Regions from separate parts of the Homo sapiens genome. Here region 1 is linked to region 2. Evidence: read pairs that join two places in POLR2A ChIA-PET (ENCODE). Cell type or tissue: PC-9. All regions are shown on one strand. Links, peaks and the distances in the headings refer to the core of each region. The heading gives the core; the rest is flanking DNA. Region 1 overlaps ANLN (anillin, actin binding protein). Region 2 overlaps ANLN (anillin, actin binding protein).

The links. Peaks named below come from ENCODE experiments on the same cell type or tissue, not always from the same donor. Only the 100,000 strongest peaks of a DNase experiment are listed, where the experiment ranks them.
Region 1: POLR2A ChIA-PET joins it to region 2 with 5 read pairs; 7 of 35 experiments call an interaction of 5 or more read pairs at or near these places.

What each region holds. Positions count from the first base shown.
Region 1 is chr7:36,446,900-36,451,302 of GRCh38, reverse strand. It overlaps ANLN (anillin, actin binding protein), which reads right to left. Exons shown (of 24, transcript NM_018685.5): 23 at 1,466-1,638. Among named protein-coding and RNA genes, the nearest start is that of ANLN, 59 kb to the right of the region's middle. In PC-9, for the core only: no CTCF peak of the experiment used is centred there; no DNase peak of the experiment used is centred there.
Region 2 is chr7:36,398,189-36,402,591 of GRCh38, reverse strand. ANLN (anillin, actin binding protein) reads right to left here. Exons shown (of 24, transcript NM_018685.5): 3 at 3,199-3,513. Among named protein-coding and RNA genes, the nearest start is that of ANLN, 11 kb to the right of the region's middle. In PC-9, for the core only: no CTCF peak of the experiment used is centred there; a DNase peak (open chromatin) is centred at 1,821.

The sequences.
Region 1 (4,403 bases), core at 161-4,160, 49 kb before region 2:
ATCAGAAGAAAAATCTTTAGCATTGACAACAAGCTTAGTTAGTAGAAATGAAAATGAGGTACATTAAATTCAAGTAAAAGGCCTAAGTCCAAAAGGCCCAAGGCCCCGTAAGGAAACACATCAGTGAGGCAAAGGAGAATGCAGAACTGCAGAATGTTTATATTCTCACCATCAAAAAAGTAAAATAAATTTTAGGTCACCAAGCAAAGCTGAAGACTCAGCCAAGACTGAATTGAGAATGTACTACTCTCATATGCTTGGGCGAAGGGTACCCATCCAAGTTATAATTTTATAGTGAGAAAGACTACAAGTACATGAGGTACAGAGTAATTAAAGCAACATGTAATCTGCTATTTTTATCACAGGGGAAGGTCTACGGAGAAGTCTAAGAGAGTTTACGCAACCAGTAAAAAATAAGGTTATACAAAAAAATGTAAGTGATATTCAAAATGGCTGAAGTGGGCCGCTGTGGTCAGGAACTATTTGGATACTGCACTTTGGTTGGTTCCTCCACTGACCGTGACCATGGACACGTCGCTATCAAACAAAATGATTAGAAATCCATTTTGCCTGTCCTGCCCTGTCTGATTCCACCACTGCATAGAAGGCCCCTGAAATAATTGAGTTAAAATGAATAAATCTGGAAGTAATCTAGACATCAAAAATTTCCATCAAATGAGTCCTCTATCTAGCTATTTTAAAACAAATCGGCAGTCTCTGGGCAACTTTGTTCTATTTTAGTATTGTGTCTCCTGGCTGTAGCTTTCTAATATTTTCACATTAGAAACTCATAAAGCTAGTCCTACCAATCTCCCCCCATCTGCAATATCCAGCAACAGCCTAATTACCAAACATCTTATCAAATTCTAACTTTTGTCCCTAATGACAACTCTGTACACTGAAGTTGGTCTTCAAGCTTCTCTTAGGCATCCAAGCAAAGAAACCTATCTTAGAATCCTAGCAATAAGCCTTCGTATCTTACACTTGAGATCAGGGTTAATTAAAAAAGGGGCACTCCCAAAAGTTTTATTCTGTTAATCTCCATCCAGAAATTTGCAGAATAGAATGAGATTGTTTCTGTGAGTCATCTGATTACACGAGGGTATTCTGGGAATGGAAGGAAGGGATGTGTAAAGTCTCTTTGAATAATGCTTGACTCCTCAACTACGCATGAAATCTTTAAACTTAACCCAAAGATTATTATCTAACTGCCATGAAAATGCCTCCACTGTGAGCATACTGGAAAACATTAGCTAAGATACAACCTGAGTATTATACTTTCCTTAACTACATTAATTTAGTTATTATAGATGGTTCACTTACTGCTTTGTGTGTGTTTTGTTTTCTCACTAAGGCTGTGCCCTTTTCAACGTCAAGGACCATCTGTGATATTTCTCATAGTGGTAAGTACATAGTGGGCAATCAATTGCTTAGTTGATAGAAATATTTATAGGCCAATACATACTTGGTAACACAGAGTGTGTCCCTGCATTGGCTGACAAGAGTCTCTCGGTCATCTTCTCTTTGTGGTCGGACAGTAATTAATTCAAAAGTGTTGCGTCTTGCACAAAATTCTCTGTTGGCTGGTTCTATCTGACGACTGGTACAATTAGCCAGATTTATCCTTCCTATGGGATTCTTTAAAAACAAATTAAGAGAAATTAGTAGAAAATAAGACTATTTAAGTCAGTAAGCATTAAGCAGCATTTAAGTTGGTACAAATTAAATATTAAAAAGCTATTATTTAAAAGTTAAAATTTAGTTACACTGGGCTTAGAGAAACATATTTAACATTTATTATTGTTCCTAGCTAGACATAAAAATAAAACCCAAAAATATCAACTGGTAGCTCTTGCCAACTATCCTATAAAGCTCTTTATTATGGTGAACTTCAAATAAAAAATACAAACAACAGTATAATGAGCCCCAGGTACCAAAACCAGCTATAACAATGAGAAACACACTCAAGTGCCTTTTATCTACAACTTACCCACTTCTCCCCTTTCTATAAAAGGAAACCTAGACATTGGATTTCATGTGTAAATATTTCTTTATATATCTATGAAAGATAAGGGCAGACAACTGCCCTGGATTGTTGGCAGCCATGAATTCCTATGATACGAGTCAAAGTGGAGGAAAACATTCACGAGACCAAATGGTCCTGAAAATGGGAAAAGAAACACATATAGGCACACATGAGCCAACAGCCAATAAGTGTGTCAACTCTATTAGAATTTTTAAAAATAAAAATAGAACATACCAATTTAAAACCTTAGATTGGCTAAGTCTGGAAAAAACAGTAACAACCTCTGTTGATTGGTTAGGGAGTGAGTAATACAGTTTCTTATGCATCACTGGTGAAAGTATAATATGATCTATTACTCGTAGGCAACCTGATAACAGTAATCAAAAACCATTAACAATGAGCATTTTCTGATCCTACAGTTTCACCTAAATTTATCCGAAGCAAATATATAAATATGCACACACAGATTCTAATATGTGTAGTCACTGTTTTTTCATAATAGCAAAAAATTCCAAACAAATTCAATGACAGTAATAGGGGACTATTTAAATAAATCATGGTATTGTTTCCAGCAAATATGATACATTAAATAGTCTGAAAATCCTCCCATTATATAAGCCGCCAAATGCTAGATAATTAAATTGACAAGAAAGTAGAAAAATCCTTCAAAGGCCAAAATCAATGAGCAAGGGAGAATGAAGAATAGTAAGCTAGTCTGAAACCCTGACTTCCCTTGGGGCATTTGCCAACACTTAAGACCTGCAACCTAGAAATGACAGAATATAAATTCTGGTATTTGCTTTAAAACACCCTAGCAAAGCAACAAAACAAAACAAAAATGCATGTGTGTTGTGGGGAGATAAATGAAACCTGAAAACGAATAATTAATTAAGCTGAAAGTTCATTATACTATTTTTGCTTTGTGTACATTTGAACATTTTCAACTGTAAAATGCAAAACAGGGCTGGGTGCAGTGACTCATGCCTGTAATATCAACACTTCAGGAGGTGGAGGCAGGCGGATACCTTTGAGCTCAGTAGTTTGAGACCAGCCTGGCCAACATGGTGAAACCCCATCTCTACTGAAAATACAAAAACTAGCCGTGCGTGGTGGCGCTTGCCTGTAGTCCCAGCTACTCGGGAGGCTGAGGCAGAGAATCGCTTGAGCCCAGGAGGCAAAGGTTGCAGTGAGCCGAGATCGTGCCACTGCACTCCAGCCTGGGCAACAGAGCGAGACCCTGTCTCAAAAAAAAAGAAAAGAAAAAAGTGAAACATATATGTATATATATTTCCATGAGGTGATGGCAGGGGGTGTGTGTGTGTGCAGCAGTGTATGGAAAAAGCAAGGACCAAGAATAGTCATACAGTAGCCCCCCACTTATCCATGGTTTCACTTTCCATAGCTTCAATTACCCACAGTCCACCATAGTTGAAAAATATTAAAAGAAAAATTCTAGAAACAAACTATTCGTAAGTTTTAAACTGCATGCCATTCTAAGCAGCATGATGTAATCTCCTGCCATCGCACCTGGCATGTGGATCCTCCCTTTGTCCAGCGTATCCACGCCTTACCTGCTACCTGCTCAGTAGTCACTTAGTAGCGTTCTGAGTTATAGGATCAACTGAGATCAAGACCATCCTGGCTAACACGGTGAAACCCCGTCTCTACTAAAAAAATACAAAAAATTAGCCGGGAATGGTGGCGGGCACCTGTAGTCCCAGCTACTCGGGAGGCTAAGGCAGGAGAATGGCGTGAACCCGGGAGGCGGTGCTTGCAGTGAGCCGAGATCCCGCGACTGCACTCCAGCCTGGGCGACAGAGCGAGACTCCGTCTCAGAAAAAAAAAAAAAAAAAAAAAAAGATCAACTGCTGTAGTATGCAGTGCTTGTGTTCAAGTAGCCCCTATCTGACTTAATAAGGTCCCCAAAGTGCAAGAGTAGATATGCAAAGACAAACCATAAAGTGCTTCCTTTAAGTGAAAAGGTGAAAGTCTTCAACTTAATAAGGAGAGAAAAAAAATCGTATGCTGAGGTTGTCAAGATCTACAGTAAGAATAAATCTTCTATCCATGAAATTGTGAGGAAAGAAAAAGAAATTCATGCTAGTTTCGTTGTCACATCTCCAACTGCAAAAGTTACCACCACAGTAAATGGTAAGTGCTTAATTAAAATACAAAAGGCATTAAATTTGTGGGTGTAAGACATCAACAGAAACGTGTTATGACTGATGGCAAGTGGGTCTGGTACTTATCTATGGTTTCATGCATTCACTGGCGGTCTTGGAACGCGTCCACTAAGGATAAGGGGGAACTACTATACATTACTCCATAAGTTAGGAGACTGGCCTTAGCAGACATTAAGATTTATTTTAAAGCTACG
Region 2 (4,403 bases), core at 113-4,112:
GCAGGTCCAGATTGGAATTTAATCAGGAGGTGATGGGGAGGTCCTGGGAGAGTTTAAAGCAGAAGCAGGCAAGTGTTTTAGAAAAATCGCGCTGGTGTGAAAATTGAGGAGGGACTGGACAGGGCAGAGGTCTGAAGCAGGAAGACCAGTTAGAAGGCTAGTATTATAACCTAGGTGCAGGCAGGACACGGTGGCTCACACCTGTAATCCCAGTATTTTGGGAGGCCGAGGCGGGTGGATCACCTGAGGTCAGGAGTTTGAGACCAGCCTGGCCAACATGGTGAAATCTTGTCTCTACTAAAAATACAAAAAATTAGCTGGGTGTGGTGGCGTGTGCCTGTAATCCCTGCTACTCAGGAGGCTGAGGCAGGAGAATTGCTTGAACCTGGAAGGCAGAAGTTGCAGTGGGCCAAGATTGTGCCACTGCACTCCAGCCTGGGAAACACAGCAAGACTCCACCTCAAAAAAAAAAAAAAAAATAGCTTTATTGAAGAGGCAATGTTACAGCTCTGTTGATTCCCTGTGCAGAGCAGGGCTACTCCATAGGCAGAGAGTAGCAGTTCAGGGCAGTTTTACAATCATATTTATACCTACTCTTAATTGCATGCACATTAAGGGGCAGCTTATGTAGAAATATCTAGGGAAGGGATAGTAACTTTTGGGTCATTGCCATGGAAAGGGGTGGTAACTCCTGGGTGTTGCCATGGCAATGATGAATTGACATGGCACACTGGTGGGCATGTCACTGGAAAGCTGCTTCCCCCAGGCCCTGTTTTAGCTAGTCCTCAATTTTTTTTTAATTTATTTGTTTGTTGTTGTTGTTATTTCTCTATCTTGTCCAGTGTCCAAGTCCCGCATCTGGAGTCGAGTCCTACCTCTTACCTCACCACTGCTAAAATAAATAGGTATTAATTGACACCATAGACTATGCTATGTGCCAAAAAACATCAGGTGGCCTGCCGAGGTGGCTCACGTCTATAATCCCAGCACTTTGGGAGGCCGCGGCAGGCGGATCACCTGAGGTCAGGAGTTCAAGACCAGCTTGGACAACATGGTGAAACCTCATCTCTACTAAAAATACAAAAATTAGCTGGGTGTGATGGCATGTGCCTGTAATCCCAGCCACTCGGGAGGCTGAGGCAGGAGAACTGCTTGAACCTGGGAGGCGGAGGTTGCAGTGAGCCGAGATTGCGCCACTGCACTCCAGCCTGGGCAGCACAGTGAGACTCTGTCTCAAAAAAACAAAAACAAAAAAATCATCAGGCAGGTCACAGGAGTTAAGAGCTCTAAAGTCAAACCATTGGGATTTGAATTTGAGCTGGCTAACTGTGGACAGGTTTATTAGCCTCTATGAACCCAGTTTCCTTCTTCTATAAAATGAAGATAAAAGTGGTATATATCTCAAGATTATAAGAATTAAACGCTATTAGAATAAAAAAATTTATATTAGAATAAAAAATATTTGCAATACCTAGCATTTTACATACTGTTTGCTCTTGAGATTATTATCATCACTTCCAGAAAACATAATCTTAAACTCTCTGCTGCCTAATTCTTATCAACATTTCAGTTAAAAGAACTGATATGTATGGAAGACTGCCTGAAATATATGTAGTCCATCTGGTTTAATCCAGTCTAAAATATCTGTCAACCATCCAAGCCCCATTCTTCAGATCACTTGATCTCAATTCTGGCTATGCATCAGAATTACCTAAAGAGCTTTAAAAAAAATAAGACAAAAGCACATCTTTGAGCTCCACCACATTTCTGAAATTCTAATCCTATGGTCTATGTGATTCTGATACAATCAGCCAGGCTGAGAACCACCTAAGGAATGCTTCCTTGGGTGAGGCCCAGTAGCCACTGAGCTGTCTGCAAGCACCGTGGGGTCTACCTGCACTATGCTAGCTCACTTTAGAAATGCTTCTACTGCTGGATGCGGTGGCTCATTACTGTAATCCTAACACTTGGGAGGCCAAGGCGGGTGATCACTTGAGGTCAGGAGTTCGAGACCAGCCTGGCCAACATGGTGCAACTCCATCTCTACCAAAAGATACAAAAAAAATTAGCTGGGCATGGTGGCACACACCTGTCATCCCAGCTACTTGGGAGGCTGAGGCATGAGAATCGCTTGAACCTGAGAGGCGGAAGTCGCAATGAGCCAAGACTGTGCTGCTGCACTCCAGACTGGGTAACAGAGTGAGACTCTGTCTCAAAAAAAAAGAAAAGAAAAAAGAAATGCTTTTACTGAGCTTGGAGCCAGGACATCTGCCTGCCTTAAGAAACCTTATAGGTTTATCGGCTCCCACAAAGTCATATTTAAGGACACATGAAAGAAAGTTCTCTCAGCTCTTACTGCCAAATTGCAAGTCTTAGTGCCAAAGATGGTTCTGCTTTTAGCTTGTTAGTCATGTAACTGATAACTGTTTCATGTCTTCGCATAGGCCTCTAGCAAAAGGAAGACTTTACAGTCTGCATTTAATAAAATGACTTTACTTTTCACTTCTTTGTTTTCCCTTCCCGTATTTTCTCTTCACCTTGACTTCATTTTTCTGGTTTCAAAATACAGATATTTTTATAAGTCATCTCAAAGCTTTTTTTTTTTGTAACAAGGCAGGCGATAAGTGAAATTGATCATACCATAAATAACCCTGTTGCATAACTGTTGCTTTACTTCTCAGGTTCCCCTTCCGATTATAGGCTCATGAAAGGTAAGGATCAAGCCACTTCATTCATTTCTAGCACTGTGTGTAATAATATACTTTGCAGCTGCTCAATTTATGTTTTTTGACATTTTATTTCTCCCCTACTGAACAGCATTGCATACCTTAGTCCCTCAAGTTTATTTAATTTTTGAATCCATGAAATAGGATTTCTTTAACATGGAGCTGAGGGTCAGCAATGCTAACAACACGTATAGTTTGTTCTCAAGTGTTTTTCATTGCAGATATTAAGGTAATACAGTTATAAGATCAGGTTTCTATGAACTAGTCCAAGAACCACATCGTGATCTACTTCAGTCTAAACATAACCAACTTATACTACTGGTAGACAAACCATATGCAAGCAAAGGATACTCAACATATAGATAAAACAAAAGCATTTATTTTTCATGAGTTAACTGATAAAATGTTCAACATACCAAACTGAATCTTATTGGAACAGATGTATGGGCCATACCATCTATACAATTCATACCTGTCATATCATCATTATCCCAACGGCGCCGTTGCTCTGCAAGTTTTTGCATACGTGTTTTAACTGAGGAGGCTGCAGTTGCTTCCAATCTTGAGTTCAGCCCTCTCCTCATGCCCAGCAGTGATGCCGGGACAGCAACAGAATCACTGATGGTATCTGCTGCTTGTGGCTGCACCTGAGGAGACACAGGACTTGGAGAACAAGATTTTGCAGATGTCGACTCAACTGGTTGTTTATTTTCCAAGTTAGAAACTTCTACTTCAGTGTTGTCAGAACAGCGTTTTTTTGATGGCGATGGTTTTGTACAAGATTTCTCTACATTAAAAACGATGAAAAAAGACATTCAAATTTGTAATTTCTCACATGAAAAACTTGAGGGTAGATACTCAACAAATTAATAAAACATCACCCCTCCCTATTCTTTTAAATGATTTTAGTTACAACCAGAAGTATGTAAAACCCCATTCTCTTTCAGCAACTTAGAAATCTGATATGAAAGATCTTTTCAAGCAGACACAATTTATATTATAAAAACCTTAATGAAAAGATATTTAGAGCTAAGCTGTGGGGATGGAAAGGCATAAGAAGGATGCAATGGACTCTGGGGACTTGGGGGGAAGAGCGGAAGGGGGGCGAGGGATAAAAGACTACAAATATGGTGCAGTGTATACTGCTCGGGTGATGTGTGCACCAAAATCTCACAAATCACCACTGAAGAACTTACTCATGTAACCAAATACCACCTCTACCCCAATAACTTATGGAAAAATAAAAATAAAGATATTTAAATCATATTTTCAAAATATATGCATAACACTTTATATAGTGTTAAGACAATAGTAAATAAAAAGTGCATACACACAGAATAAGAAAGCATTCTAACAGATTTTAAGGATTATACAGCCTAATCACCTCATCTTCAGATAAGAAAAATCAAGCCTAGAGAAATTCAGTTGCCCGCCTAAAGTCACACAGCTGAGCCAAGTGTAGAAACCAGGTTTTCTGTTTTTGAAACATTCTTTCATGGAAAATAACTAATAAGCATGGTTAGAAGGGCAATTGGCTTGAGGTTTAGGATTACGACAGGAGACAGAAAAAGTGACTGAATTATCTGGTCAATACCAAACAAATTCACCAGTACAAATATTTAACATTTCATATTTCAAGCTTCTATGAACACCTATAAAATAACTGAAAAAGCCCTA